Regions from separate parts of the Homo sapiens genome. Here region 1 is linked to region 2. The links are chromatin loops, found by intact Hi-C in ENCODE. Cell type or tissue: A673. All regions are shown on one strand.

Region 1 (8,000 bases), 410 kb after region 2:
GGCTCACTCCTGTAATCCCAGCACTTTGGGAGGCCAAGGCGGGCGGATCACCTGAGGTCGGGAGTTCGAGACCAGCCTGACCAACATGGAGAAACCCCGTCTCTACTAAAAATACAAAATTAGCCAGGCGTGGTGGCACGTGCCTGTAATCCCAGCTACTCAGGAGGCTGAGGCAGGAGAATCGCTTGAACCCGGGAGGCAGAGGTTGTGGTGAGCCGAGATCGCACCATTGCACTCCAGCCTGGGCATCAAGAGCGAAACTCCATCTCAAAAATAATAATAATAAGTCAATAAAATAATATACCATTAAGACTTTGAGCCATATGTTTATAGGACAAAATGATACCCAACTCAATACCAATTACGGTCTTTGAAAAGTAGTGAACTTCCAAAATAAAAGACCATTTTTGCAATTGTGCTCAGTTAACTAAACTAACTAAACTCAAAACACCATTCTTACAACTTTGTCTATTCCTCTCACAGCATGCACATTGGTCTTTTAGATACATAAATCATATCACATCCTGCTTAAAATAATTCAATGACCTGCCATTGCAAATATGACAGAATCCTTCCAAGGCCTGATATTAGCTTACTTATACCTATGTTTGCCTCCCAACTTGGGTCACTCTCTCTCTCAGTCAGTATACTCCAGCCACATTTGGCCTCCTTCCTGTTCCTCAAACATGCCAATACTGATCATGCCTCGGGCCTTTGTACTTGCCCTTCTTTCTATCTGGAATAGATAGAACAGACTTCCCCCAGACTTTCCTATAACTAATACTTCCTCATTGTTCGGGTCTTAACTATCTGATCATCTTATCTAACATAGTGTTTCCTCTCATAATTAACCTTATATCATAATTCTTATTTTATTTTTAGTCTTTCTTTTAAAATATAAGTTCTACCTGATAAGGGATCATTCTCATTTTTTCAATTTTTAATCACTTCATTTAGTTTGACAATAATTCTGTAATGTTTAAACAGTATGGTGTTTAGATTTATAATTGCTAAAAAGGCATTTTATTTCATTGCAAATAGGATTTTTACATGAGAAATAGGACTGGTATGTTCTATTAAATGAATATTAATAGAGAACTGAGTCTTTATATTCTATTTTATTTATAACCTACACTGGTAGTTATCACGCAGCATTCATAAATGATGGAAAGATGATTTCTTATCCAAACCAACAGCTACACAACACACACACACACATACACACACGAGAGAGAGAGAGAGAGAGAGAGAGAGGGAGAGAGAGAGAGAGGGAGGAGAGGAGAGAGGAGAGAGAGAGCGAGATACGTATTTTAAGGAATGGGCTCATGTGATTATTGGTGCTGGCAAGTCTGAAATTTGCAAAGCAAACTGGCAGGCTGGAAACCCTGGCAGGAGTCATTGTTGCAGTCTTGATTTCAAAGGCGTTCTGGAAGCTGAATTCCTTTCTCTTTGGGGGACCTTAATCTTCTTTCTTAAGGTTTTCAACTGATTAGATGAGGCTTACCCATAATTTAGAGGGTAATCTGCTTTATTCAAAGTCTACTGATTTAAATGTTAATCACATCTAAAAAATACTTTCACAGCGACATTTAAATTGGTGTTTGACCAAACGACTGGCCACCATAACCTACCTATGGTGACACATAAAATTAAACCTCACGGAGGTAGTTGTTGCCTTTTCAAGATTCCCTTTTCAAGTTACACAATAGCATATTCCATGCTCTTCCCTTAACACACTGTCGTCCTTTATTTGTGTGTCCCTAATTAATCCGTATCATTATTTCTCCCTAAAATTATATGCACTTTCTTCTCAGTAGATGACCTCATGCATCACGACTAAGGATTTCCAGCCTCCTAAGTACCACTCTACTATGTGGAATATCCCTTCCATATGCTGGTTTTGTCATGTTTGGTGAGCTCTCTTGGATCATTTATGAGTATAGGACATATAGCCTTAAAGCCATCAACATGAAATTTACTGTGGAGGAATTGGCACCATCAGCCAGGTTTCTGTCATTCTAAGGAGATTAGCTGACAAAACTAGGCTGCAGTGGAATGCTTGGAGCATGGTGACATCACAAGATTACACCACAATGATTCCTATTCCACTTGTTCTACCTACACTGTATCTGATCACTGCATAAGAGATAGTAGAAATGGCATTATCTTTAAAGTAGTGATATTTTCAAGCCATGAAGTTTAGTGACTTGCTGAAATGGGCTAGGGAATCTAATTTCAAATGGGCAAAAAGATAAACAAACTATTTTGCTTTAATTTTCTAGTTCAGTGTTTTAGGGGTAAATCAAAACCATCCAAATGTCAGATCAGAAAGAAAGTTAAAAATCATATAGAGTAAGTATTAATCAGTATTAACATTCAACTCTAAATATTTTTTATCGTTATATGTATACACGTATCTTTGTGACTCCAGAACTTATGTTTATTTTTTATAAGGTATTTCATAAATACATTCATGCTTATTTAATACCATGGAAAATAAATATTGGCAAATGACTTTTCTGCAGGTTTATAGGAAACAGCAGCATATGTGAGAGGTCATTTAAAGGAACATGAAGAGTTCCTCTCCTGCATATTACCTTTTGAGCCTCTCTTTAGTCAGATTGAGTTCTTTGTGGAGACCTCCTGTTTTTTGTCCTTTGTTTTGTCCCTGCTTTTTGAGATGGCCCCTGCCTTGTTTCTGAGGCATTAGCATGTACAACCATCTCTGGCCACCTTCCAACATTAGCTCATAATCGTTAGGCCTAGGTCTGGGCAAAGAGATTTTCAAAAGCAGATGAAACCCAAAGGTTGAAGCTAACATGTGCCAGAGTTTTTAGATTGGTGCACAGATAAGGAAAGAACCAAGTCAAATGGCAGGCAGAGCTGGCCTGTGTTCTTCCTAGAGGCAAAGTTCAACTGTTCTGTAAGCTGTTTCTGTATTTGGTGGGGAGCCTCTGGGATGTTGCCAGTTCAGACCTCTAGGAAGTTCTTGACTGCCGAAGCTGACTGGCCTTAAAATAACGATGTTTCCTTAGTTTCCTCTTTAATGGCAGCTGTTATTACTCAGCAGTCCAGTCAATTTTATCTACCTGGAGCTTATACAGAGCGTGGTCATTGTTTCAGTTCCTATTCACTACCTCACTCACTGGGTTGATTTCCTCAGCCAGCAGCTCTAAACCCATGAGAGCTCCACCCCGTGGTCACCTGAAATGCGCTTTAAACATAATCTATTTGATATCATGTGTTTTCATTTTTTTTTTCACTTTTAAAATCTGTGACATTGATAGAATGGATATCGTTGGGAGCACTTAAGTGGTTATTTTCCTAAAATTTAGAGGTACTTATCCAATGAAGTAGCATCTGTGAATGACTTTTATAAATTGCAAAGCCTAATTCAAATAGCATGTACTATACTTAAGATACACACAAGATTATTAAGTATATGACAACTATTATAGATTCAATCCCCCTTTTTTCTTCCCACTCCAGTTACTTCCTTTAATAGCAGACATCTGTTTATGAATTCACTTCCCTATCTTTCCTTAGTTTTATTCATTATTAGAATAGCACACTAAAGATATTAACAGTCGGTACCTCTAGACTGGTGTATCATTGTGCTGAAATGTTTGGGAAGCTGCAAATGCTCAAGTCTATTCGTTGTTGTCTTCATATGATCAATTTGAGAAATTAAGAGCTTTCCAAATGTTAATGAATTTTTTTTCTTTCTTTAGAGAGTACATATTAAGGAATAATCAGAGAGTGATTGGCTATATTTTAAATCCCATTGCAATCCTTGTTTTTCTGTTATATGTTTTTCTTCACTTTTTTATAAAAAAGTTTAATCTGTATAAATTTTTGTAGAAGACTTCTGGATACTGAAGATGAGCTCAGTGACATTCAGACTGACTCAGTCCCATCTGAAGTCCGGGACTGGTTGGCTTCTACCTTTACACGGAAAATGGGGATGACAAAAAAGAAACCTGAGGAAAAACCAAAATTTCGGAGCATTGTGCATGCTGTTCAAGCTGGAATTTTTGTGGAAAGGTAAGTGAAATTGTTGGTATCTCAAGACAGTAACATTTGAAAGGCAGCAGATACATTCATTTTTTCAAGGGTATGAGCAGTCTATATTTCACTTATTGACGAAAACTGTGATCATAATGATAACTAGAATGAACAAATTTGGGACTTTATGATGAACTTACCTATAACAAAAACACCTGGTCCCGGATGCATTCTTTTTATTTATTTTAAGTTGACATGAAGACTGAAAGCAAAGATTTTTGAATGACCTTTCTCCTCAAATGAACCTTTGTGAACAACTGTTTAAAAACAATTCTGACACATGTATATGTTACACAACTAATTTTACCTGAATAAAATGTAACATTTCATGAAATACATTCTACACTGGGTAGCAATCTACATGTCAAGATCACTTAGGCCTTCCTCTGCCCTAAAGACAGAAGACCATTTGCTTCCCTTCTTTCCATAATGGAGGAAATCTCTCTCATGCTCACTTTTGATAGGTTATTTTTTTTTTTCAACATTTCTGTCACTGAAGCAAGGGATATTTGATGGCCCCTAGAAACGCCTAGTTATATCATCAGAGTTTTCAATGTGAAACACATGCTAATATGACCCAATTTTACATTCTTTCAGCCCTTAAGAATACAGCTTATTTTTTCCATCTAGGAAACAAGATATTTCCTAGAACTAAAACTACAAAAGACTCGCCAAAATAGACATTTTATGTTTGACAGAATTGAAAAGTAGTTATCAGAAATCCCTTAGATTAAAAAATAATTACATGAAATTATATGTGGAATGATTATTTGAATATTTTAGAAACTAATAAAGTTGAGAAACAGAGAAAAATTTTGCCAATATGCCTAAAATTAAATTTTAGAGAAACTGCATTATTTCTCATCTTCTGATATCTCTAGGCATTACCGTTAATCAATATTACAAACTTGAATTTTTTTCTGCTAAAGGGACAGTGGAAAACACATTTGAATTTCTAAAAGTGTAAATGAGAATGCATGGCAACAAATATAAAGCTTAAAGATGGTTAAATACACTGTGCAATTTAAAGAAGATGACTTTTCTCTAGCATCAAATTAAAAATATCTAAATAGTACATCAGAAAATCTGTGAGAGAATCACAGATGAAACATGAGAGTATGTTTGATTTGCTAAAGAAATGTATATTTTGTCTTCTTTGTTTAAAAAAATATTACAGAACTTGGCAAACTGGGAAAAAATGTAAACTGTGGAGGAAGATCAACTGATTTTCCATTTCCATTCAAGAGAAGGTTATAATATATAAAATATCTGAATATGCTAAATTTCAATTTTTTCATATGTTACATAAAACACATTTAGTAGCCTATAAAAGTATAAAATTGTTCTTCAGGTAACTAAATTAGTAAGCAGTCTTTAAGAAATCAATGTGCTAAGAACATATAGAAATAAAGTCTTTTTTAAATCACTGTTGAATCCCCACTAGTAGGTGCATAAAAATAGTGGGACAAGTTTATTGGAAATTTTCAAAAGTAATCATCTTCAATCCTGACAGCTGAAAGTCTACTTGAAGTCTTGTTGCTTCTTCCTTTAAACGCTTCCTCCCAAGATTCAATTCCCTGGCAAGCCCTGGCAATTACTTACCCAAATGCATTCTGAATCCACTCACTTCCTCATCTCCACTCCTGCAACCACAATCTAAGCCTCCACTATCTGCCTTCAGAAATACGACAGTAACTTTCTAACTGGGCTCCTCTCCTCCTAACTTGACCACCCCAACCAAGCCATTCCACAGTGATGTTTTTAGGATATAAATTAGTTCCTGTCATTCTTTTCTTTTTCTTTTTCTTTTTTTTTTTTTTTTGACGTAGTCTGGCTCTGTCACCCAGGTTGGGGTGCAGTGGCGCGATCTCGGCTCCCTGCAAGCTCCGCCTCCCGGGTTCAAGTGATTCTCCTGCCTCAGCCTCCCGAGTAGCTGGGACTACAGGCACCCGCAACCCTGCCTGGCTAATTTTTTTGCATTTTTAGTAGAGACGGGGTTTCAGCGTGTTAGCCAGAATGGTCTTGATCTCCTGACCTCGTGATCCACCCACCTAGGCCTCCCGAAGTGCTGGGATTACAGGCGTGAGCCACCGTGCCCAGCCTAGTTCCTGTCATTCTTAAGCTTCAAACCACCAGAAGGTTTCCCAATTCACTTGAGCCTGGTTAGGTCCCTTTCTGCTTTCTAGCCTCATCTACTGCAACCTTCATCCTTGACTGAACACCTATACCAGCCTGATTTCAATTTCAAGAACATTTCTAAGCTCTTTCCTGCCTTGGAGCCATTCATCCTGTTATTTTCTCTGTCAGAAGTGGTTCTCCCCACCCTTCAACATGGCGGGCTGGCCCTTTTACCGTTCCAGAGGTCTTCCCGGATCACTCTATGCTGTTCCTCACTATTGCTGCCCCCAGCCAGTGGTTTACCTCCTAGCACTTATCCCTGTTTGTAATCATATATTGTATCTTATTTTTCATTTCTCCTCACCACTGGAATAAGCCCTGTGAAATAGCAACAATATTTCCCTTGCCTTCCACTAAATAAGTCTGTTGCCTTGCAGAGTGCCTGGTATAAATAGTGTTGTTTTTTGTTTGTGTGTTTGTTTTGTTTTTCTTTGAGACGGAGTCTGGCTCTGTCACCCAGGCTGGAGTGCAGTGGCTTGATCTCCGTTTACTGCAACCTCCGCCTCCCGAGTTCAAGAGATTCTCCTGCTGGGATTACAGGCGCATGCCACCACGCACGGCTAATTGTTTTTTGTATTTTTAGTAGAGACAGGGTTTCCCATGTTGGCCAGGCTAGTCTCGAACTCCTGATCTCAGGTGATTCACCCGCCTCGGCCTCCCAAAGTTCTGGGATTACAGGCGTGAGTCACTGCGCCCGTCCTTAAAATAGTATTTTTAAAGAGTTTTTGAATTATATCTTGTAACTATTATGGAAACTTCCACAAATAATCCACTACATTTCCAGTTAGACTTTCACCACCTTTAGGAGCCCAGGAAATTCACTATCATTTTTCAGAAACTTGTAATATATCACCTGTTTACTAAAGTGTGAGACAACTGGGTTAAGATATCTCCGATGCTCATTCTAATTCAAGGATGAGTCACCTTAATTTTCCATCTTAGTGTTCTATTTCTAATTTTCCATCCTAGAATTCTATTCCTGATTATAGAATTAGAAAAGTATGATAATGGGAAAGTTTTGCTATCTCTTTGGAAGGGTAATCCTCTTTGTCTTCCTTTACATTCCATGTAATGAGAAAGTATATTGGTATTCATTTCTCAACCTATCCCAAGTTTAAGAAACTCAGTAGCATCAGAGGTCCCATTGAGGCCAGAGAGCTCTAAAGACATAAGATTTTGAACCAATGATATTGGCTGCAAAGTAATGAGAACAGTTAAAATAATAATAAAAATGATGGCTTACTTGTACTGAGAATCATTTACACAAAAAGCTTATAATTATTCTCATTTTACAAATGAATGACATTAAATAGTTTCCAAAGGTCACACAGCAGTGAGTGGCTAACATGTGATTCAAAGCATGTGTTCTCTTTGCCTTTCTGTGCCATGAAGTCAAGTCGAGCTAACGTTAATTAACATTTTAAAATTTCTTAATCCTGAATGATTTTTATATTGACGCTTTTGCCTGTTCATCATCCTTCCATTTCCCCTGCACCTCCATTTTTTTAGTATTAATAGTAATGACTAGAAACAGATGGAAAAGACTGTTTCCAAAAAAAAAAAACACCTGAGTATCACTGTTGATAGTAATTATTCTAGATCTTGTATAGTATGATTAGTAGTTTCCTTGCTTTGCAAGATTAGAATAATTATACCTATATCAATGGAGTAATTAATATAAGTATTTTTAGTTTTAACTGTTCTAAAATCTTTCAATAGAGATATAGGATAATTTCTTATTCTACCTAATCACCCAC
Region 2 (8,000 bases):
ATGTTCCCATCCCTCAAGGAGATTAAGTAATCACTTGATGGCAAGTTGATTACATCAATCCCCTTCCATCCTGAAGATGAAACTGATTCTTCAATTGCTATCTTTTCTAGATATGGGTTTCCTTCCTTGATAACGGGGTTTCTGCAACACCTCATTCAAGCACTTACAGAATGTATGATTTACAAAAGCAATATTGTAAACATCCTGTCAGATCAAGAGCCTAATTTCATAGAGAAAGAGGTGAGTAAGCAAGTGTATGGCCAAATAGTTTTCTGGTCCTGCCACACACCACATCCCCTCGAAAAAAACCAAATGATTAAAATTATGGAGTGATTTAGTCAATGTCCTTCAGAATTGCCTTAAATCATTAGCGATACATAGCGAGGTGTCTCTCATGGCTAAAATATGCAGATCCAGGAAGCAAGACATGGAAACAGAATTGGTTCCCCTCCCTATCATCCTGAGGTCCACCTCAGGATGGAATTCATGTTTTCCTTTTTTAAATAAATTAGCTCTGCTATATTAGGGGAATATTTGCACTCAGCAATATGGTAAGTGCCCACTAAACCTGCAATTGTGACTACTTCAAAAGGGTCGAAAGTGATTCCTATGTTATGGGCTCCTCATGCCAGCAGAATGGCAGCCAAAAAAGAAGTATATTCCTGGGGGAAATGAGCCCCATGATCCTGAAGAGCTAGAGTTGCTACTACACAGTAGAACTCATGAGGTGCACTTGTGTGTCCATGTCTGGTGACAATGATGAACCAGAAATTGCAGTGACCATAACATGGTAAGAACAAAACAACTAAGAACTCAGAATCAGCTGAAGGTTTGGGTGACTCCATTAGACAAGCAACCTATATCAGCAAAAGAGGGACTGAGCAACCTGATGGACAAAAGGGAGAGAGAAATTACAAAGTGTAATAGAGAAGTGAAATATGAATATGAATTATGATTTGGGTACCAGTTGCAGCATTTGTAGTTTCTACCTGTAACTGTTGTATATGAAGCTTTTTGAAGAGGCCACCACCTTGAACACTCAGTGATGAATTGCATTTAATATAGGGTACAAGTGGGTCTCAATGGTACCAGGGGTGGACTGCGTCAAGAGGATGTGCCCCACCTCACATCCTGTGAGCTATACCTTTTTATCCGGCTGTGGCTGGGGAGGATAGTTCCATGCATGTTTTGACTCATTTTGCAGTGACGACATCTTGCCTCAGATCTCTATTGTATGTCTTTGATCTCAGGCCTAGGGTTCCTCTGACGCTGAGGATGAAGGAGGTGTAAAATAGGCAGTTGAAATAGGGATCCAGATCGTAGGAGGTCGATCTAGAGAGGTAAGTGTGTTTCTAGACTGCAGAAGGAATCTAAAGACCTGGGAGGGAAAAATTTCTCTAGGGAGAATTTCAGCAGTGAAATTAGACAGGTCATAGGGAAGAGTCCCAAAGAATATTTAAAACACTTATAGTCAAGGGACAGGTAATATATATGTGAGGAGAAAACATTGGCAAAGAAGCTTGAAGAGCAGTCTGCAATAATACTGGGAGAATGCTTCATGTTTTTATTCAAGGATGACCTAACTTGGCTGAACTCTCCATTTTATGTGAAAAACAGAAAACATACCTTATATGCATTGCTATTTATGATCTATACAGCCCTCCTATAAATTTTTACAATTGATACATTAAAAATACATAATAAGCTCAGCTGTCAATATTATCCCATTTTAGAGCTAAGTATGTTGGATCCCTGACTTCCTTGATAAATAGTGGAGTGCTAGATGTAAAAGCAAAGCCTATCTTTTGTTAAACTGCAGATTCCAAGTTTGCAGCTTTAGGCTTCACATATTCCTATTAGGCCTGCCATCACAGCCTTGTGATGATCTGTATGTCTTAAGTGGGGCGAAGACATTTCTAGCTATGCCTTTATTTTAATCAGTGTATGTTAATGCACCTATGTGTAAAAGCGTTTATTAGTTACCCAAATGCGTTGTATAAATTTTAGGTAGAAGCCTCAAATGTTAGATTAACAAATATTGTTTCCCTTTTGGTAACTTATGGACTGAAATGAATGTATAAGTTTTTAAAAAGTGCACACAAAAGATGAAATAGTCATACTGATATTAGAATTCCTTTGAATAAATTTGTATGTGTAGGACATAGAAAGTAGAATACAAATTAACACATTTTCAATACAAATCTTTAATATTTTTGTCTGTTCTAACTATGTAGATAGGTAATGTTCAAAGAGATTTCTCTTGGGAGGAAAAAGATCATACTAAATTTTGTAAAGAGATACATTTTTGTAGCAGCAATAGTCAAATTTTTCACATTTCTCAATTTCAATGACTGCAGCCAGAAATGATCAAATTATCTACCCCCCTAATTTGGCATTAAAAATACAAGGCCAGGTGTGGTGGCTCATACCTGTAATCCTAGCACTTTGGGAGGCCAAGGCGGGTGGACCACTTGAGGTCAGGAGTTCAAGACCAGGCTGGCCAACATGGTGAACCCCTATCTCTACTAAAAATACAAAAATTGGCTGGGTGTGATGGCAGGTGCCTGTAATCCCAGCTACTCAGGAGTCTGAGGCAGGGGAATTGCCTGAACCTGGGAGGCAGAGGTTGCAGTGAGTAAAGATCATGCCATTGCACTCCAGTCTGGGCAACAAGAGCGAAACTCCATCTGGAAAAAAACAAAACAAAACAAAACAAAAACCCAAAAAACAAAACACAAATAAGACTCTAGAGGGCACTCTACTCCTATTGTTTTTCAAGAAGCCTTTTTAAATGTAACATGAAGGCAGATATTTAAAAGTCATTGTGAATACTTCCAAGAAGGTTAGAATTCTTACGCAAGATCTTGAATATCAGTTGTCAGCATGGAGCAGTGGGATTTTCCTGTTCTCTTTCAAGTGTTTTCAGTTGGGATGGTTTAAGTTCTTTAATGCCGAGGATACAATTAATTTCTCAAGAGAGTATACTTACGTTAAAAAAGTTAGAGTTACAATATGTATAGGTATAATTGTTATCCCTACATTACTTTATGACATTTTACTTAATTACCTTGTATAACTGTTATTACTACTACTGTCATTTTTATCATTATTGTAGACATGAAATCAGAATTTTGAGATGCTTTCTGGGGAATAAGGTTATCAAAGTGTTTTGATTCAAGTAGCCTGGTTCTTCCCTATTTCCATGCACATGAAATGTATATAGGAGGGCCTCATTCCTAGGTTATAGTAGGTGCTAACTGAATGTTCCTTAAGTCTGAATCTGAAGTTAAAAAAATAACTTTTAATGTTATTGAATACATCACACTACATATTTGTATCTGTGCTCTCTGCTCTGGGCCATTCATGTTAAAACCTGGTCTCCTGGGATTTTATTTAGCCCAGAGACCAGTTTTGCTTGTTAGTAGGTTTTTAAAAATCTGAGTTAGACTGCATTTCAGTGATTGCATTCTAAATACTAAACAATACTTGCGTTTTCCCATAGTCTGAGACCCTGTGCCCTTATACATTTCCTCATCTACCTGGCACCTAAAGCCATGTGTGTTTTAAACCTATGGATAGATCTAGGATCTTTTTGCTGGCAGCAGATGTCTCTCTCTCTCTTTTTTGGAGAGAGAGTCTCGCTCTATCACCTAGGCTGGAGTACGATCACACCTAGATATGATCACAGCTCACTGCAGCCTCAAACTCCTGGGCTCAAGTGATCCTCTTATCTCAACCTTCCGAGTAGCTGAGACTACAAGCATGAGCTACCATGTCTGGCTAATTTAAAAAAAAATTTTTTTGTAGGCCGGGCACAGTGGCTCACACCTGTAATCCCAGCACTTTGGGAGGCTGAGGTGGATGGATCACAAGGTCAGGAGTTTAAGACCAGCCTGGCCAAGATGGTGAAACCCTGTTTCTACTAAAAATACAAAAATTAGCCGGACGTGGTGGCAGGCGCCTGTAATCCCAGCTACTTGGGAGGCTGAGGCAAATAATTGCCTAAACCTGGGAGGCAGAGGTTGCAGTGAACTGAGATTGCGCCCCTGCAATCAAGCCTGGGTGAAAAAGCGAGACTCCATCTCAATTTTTTTTTTTTTTTTTTTGTATAGAGTGGGGTCTTGGTATATTGCCCAGGCTGGTCTCGAACTGCTGGGCTCAAGAGACCCTCCCACCTTGGCCTCCCAAAGTGCTGGAATTACAATTGTCAGCCACTGCTCCCGGCCAGTAGATGTCTCTCTTGAACATCATTTCATGATTGAACAAGGTTTACCTGCCCCCTGAAAAAACCTCTTTAGCTTCCTGCGTCTCTCTATGTTCTACGGCTGGGACTTTATTCCTATTTGTAGGCTCAACTTTCCTACCTCTGACCAAGGGGAACTGAAGTGTTAGGAATAGCTCATGTTGCTTTTCCTATTCTGATTTTGGTTTCTGTGCTAATAACTTATGTTGCACAAAGCTGCTACCACATACCCTGTCGCCAGGCAGTGGGTACCAAGATTGTTTTTAATATGTCTGAATCTTATCTTGGTAATCTCTCAGCTATCCAGTTTCTTCTCAACTAACTCACATCTCATTTTCTTCTTTCTATGCCTGAAGATGATAGTTTCAGATGTATTCTAGGCCACCAGAGGGGCCTGCTACCTGCTGCCACTTACACACACCTCACAATTTTTCCATTCTACATTCCCATTGCTGTGTTTCCCCACCCACTTGTAGGGACACCTCTTGTTTGACTGTCCTGATATGAGCACTTGCTCTGGTACCCTTTACCTAGTAGCAATAATTGCTCATATTTAGGTGGCACTTTCAAACACCAGCTCTGATAATAACATCTATAAACTGGATATCATCACTTCTTTTGTATAGATGATAAAAATGTGACTGGAAGTGTTGGCATTTGCACCCATGTCTTCATATTACAGGTATTAGGATGCTTTGTTGGTGTTTATTTAAATTAATTGCAACTGGCTTTAACTGCCTTGTCTTGAATTTTTTTTTTTTTTTTTTTAAAGAGACAGGGTCTTGCTCTGCCACCCAGGCTGAGTGCAGTAACATGATTATGACTCACTGCAGCCTCAATCTCCTGGGATCAAGTGATCCTCCTCCCTCAGCCTCCCAGGCAGCTAGGACTCCAGGCATGCACCAGTGCACCACTACATCCAGGTAATTTTTTTAATTTTTTTTTTTTTTTTTTTTTTTGTGGGGACAGGGTCTTGCTTGCTCTGTTGTCCAGGCTGGTCTCAAACTCCTGGCCACAAGGGATCCTCCAGCCTCAGCTTCCTAAGTGCTGGGATTACAGGTGTGAGCCACTGTGCCCAGCCTGGACTTATTACTGCATCTACTTAAGCTCTTGCCACAAACTGTGAGGCCTTAATGTTTTTGTTCTGCTCGTCTGAATCAGAGCTCCTATTCTGACTCCAACAACTGGACCGTCTTATTAAGAATGAGGCTTACTACTCGCAAGGCTCAGAATGTCCCAACAAGCCCATAGAAACATCTTTTTAGCTACAGTGCTAGCTCAAACTTACCTGATGAGGAACACGTGAGGCACTTGTTATATGCACAGATTGCCAGGTTACCAGGTTTCTTCTCCAATATACTATGGTTTTTCCAATATACCATGGTTTAGTAGGTCCGGGCTGAGGCCTGAGAGTTTTTTAAACAAGTGTTCTAGTCAGTTCTTATCTTCAAGCAAATTTGAAAATCAGCTTTCTAGAGGAAAGTCTCTCAGAAGGATGTGAGGTTAACCTGCCGATACTCACCTCACTTCCTTTCCTGTGCCTTTTTTTTTCCTCAGTAAATTTGGGCATCTTTCTCTCCCTTTTTTGTCCTCCTCTGCCTAGCTCTTCCTGTCAATGACAGAATTTCATTTAATTGTTTATCAGCTCACTGTGTAATTTGGGTTTCGAAAGCCAATTTTTCTACAGAGGCTTCTTATGCTAAATTGAACTGGAGTAAATGATTCTGAAATTGTAGCCACCAAGATGATTTAGTCTTTACTGTAGCATCGTATCTTTAAAAGCCATACACTAATGAAAGGTTTTGGAACCAGATGGTGTTCAACTTAAGTCTTATCTGCTCAGAAAAAGGTGATATGTCTTTTCCTAAGTGACTCCATTTTATCCCTGCAGAAGCTGCTGATTATCTCGATAGTCTGTCTCAATAACTATCTCAATAACTCTTAATAGACTACCTCAATAACCCTTAAATTGAATTCCATGAGGCTCTTGGCACATTATAAAAACAAAGCACATAAAGATACCATAGGAAAAATGACAAATTATATGATTGTTATTGTATTAAGTTGTTCTGGGAAGGTGTACGATCCAATCTAATCTAACTATGCTTTATTGGAAAGAGACCAGAAATAAATTCTGATCTTGAAAACTGCTGATCCATCCATTCAGTAATCTATCTTGTCAAGATCCCTCATCTGTGCAAGCATCACCCTAATAGAGCATATGGAAAGGTACAGGGACACAGGTGAGTGCACGCAGTGATGTCCCCTGAGAGAAGAGACTTCCTGGGGTGAAGTCATTTTGGAGGTTTTGTTGTGCTGAGGGGCTGGTCCTCAGCTGGACAGCCTTAAAAATCCTAATTCGGTCAGTTCCACAGGTGGGTTCAACATTGTTAAAAACAAAGAAACAAACTCCCAACAAATTCTTAAAACTAATGCAAAAAGTCATCGTGCCAATCTCTTACTTTACCATTATCTGTGTGATAAGAACTGGAATCCAATTATCAGCATGGCCACATCTGCTTTGTCTCCACGCAGGCCTAGATGGAAACCAGTTTATTACCAGAGAGCCTGATGGCTAAATTTACTGCTTTTTCTTGACACCATCTGTGTAGGCACTGCCAATGTTTTCAAAAGAGTCTCCTATGATTTTTTAGCTGATCTTTCATTCTGCTTAATACATAATTTCTTCAGCAATATTACTACCTTTAATTGGGTTATACTTATGTTTCACTGACTTGGGAATTATTCTTTTTGGGTGACTTTGCTTAATTCTTTTTTTTTTTTTCCTAGATGGAGTCTAGCTCTGTCACCTAGGCTGGAGTGCAGTGGCGCGATCTCGGCTCACTGCAACCTCCGCCTCCCGGGTTCAAGCGATTCTCCTGCCTCAGCCTCCGAATAGCTGGGATTACAGGCGCCTGCCACCATGCCCAGATAATTTTTGTATTTTTAGAGACATGATTTCACTGTGTTGGCCAGGCTGGTCTCGAACTCCTGACCTTGTGATCTGCCCGCCGTGGCCTCCCAAAGTACTGGGATTACAGGTGTGAGCCACCGCGTATGGCTTTTTTTTTTTTTTTTTGAACCTTCACCTCCTGGGTTCAAACGATTCTCCTGCCACAGCCTCCCGAGTAGCTGGGACTACAGGTACGCACCACTATGCCCATTTTTTTTTTTAATGTATTTTTAGTAAAGACAGGGTTTCACCACGTTGGCCAGTCTGGTCTCAAACTCCTGGCCTCAGGTGATCTACCTGCCTCGGCCTCTGAAAGTGCTGGGATTACAGGCATGCCCTGCCCATTTTCCTTAATTCTTAATGTAATTAGCCATGACCAATCCAACCTATATTCTTATCCATCTAACTCTGTAAAAGAGTGGCTGAAGGTTGTTTTCTTTCTTTTTCTTTTTTTTACTATACCCTTTTAAAAATTTATCTTTTATATCCCCATGTAGCCTATTGGAAGTTATTTTCAACCAAAATATGACATTTCCTTCCCCAAATGGGGAGGATACGAATCACTCATTCAGCATATTTAGAAAAAGAGAAAATATATTTTAGGCAAATTCTTTACTTTGGATGACATTTAACATGAATAATAATTTACCTTGTTGAGGAGGGAGGTAATATTTAAAACATGGATTTTTCTTAACTATGGAACAAGAAGCTGGCATAACCTTCACCGTTTTACCTTTTCAAATTAACAGTTATGTTGTACCTGGATTTAGTATATTTTGTTCTGTAGTGGCCATATATTAATTT

What was found. A loop is a pair of places that touch in the nucleus more often than their neighbours do. Peaks named below come from ENCODE experiments on the same cell type or tissue, not always from the same donor. Only the 100,000 strongest peaks of a DNase experiment are listed, where the experiment ranks them.
Region 1: a loop joins it to region 2, with 6 times the contacts of the local background. A loop is called at or near these places in 29 of 110 quality-filtered maps.

The regions. Positions count from the first base shown.
Region 1 is chr2:182,236,154-182,244,153 of GRCh38, reverse strand. PDE1A (phosphodiesterase 1A) reads left to right here. Exons shown (of 15, transcript NM_001363871.4): 3 at 3,862-4,044. Among named protein-coding and RNA genes, the nearest start is that of PDE1A, 190 kb to the left of the region's middle. In A673, a CTCF peak has its summit at 3,211 (motif pointing left); no DNase peak of the experiment used is centred here.
Region 2 is chr2:182,645,714-182,653,713 of GRCh38, reverse strand. It overlaps a transcript of PDE1A not described here. Among named protein-coding and RNA genes, the nearest start is that of DNAJC10, 67 kb to the left of the region's middle. RefSeq lists an enhancer at 664-1,863. In A673, CTCF peaks have their summits at 2,728 (motif pointing right) and 4,221 (motif pointing right); DNase peaks (open chromatin) are centred at 2,843 and 4,253; H3K27ac peaks cover 1,074 bases.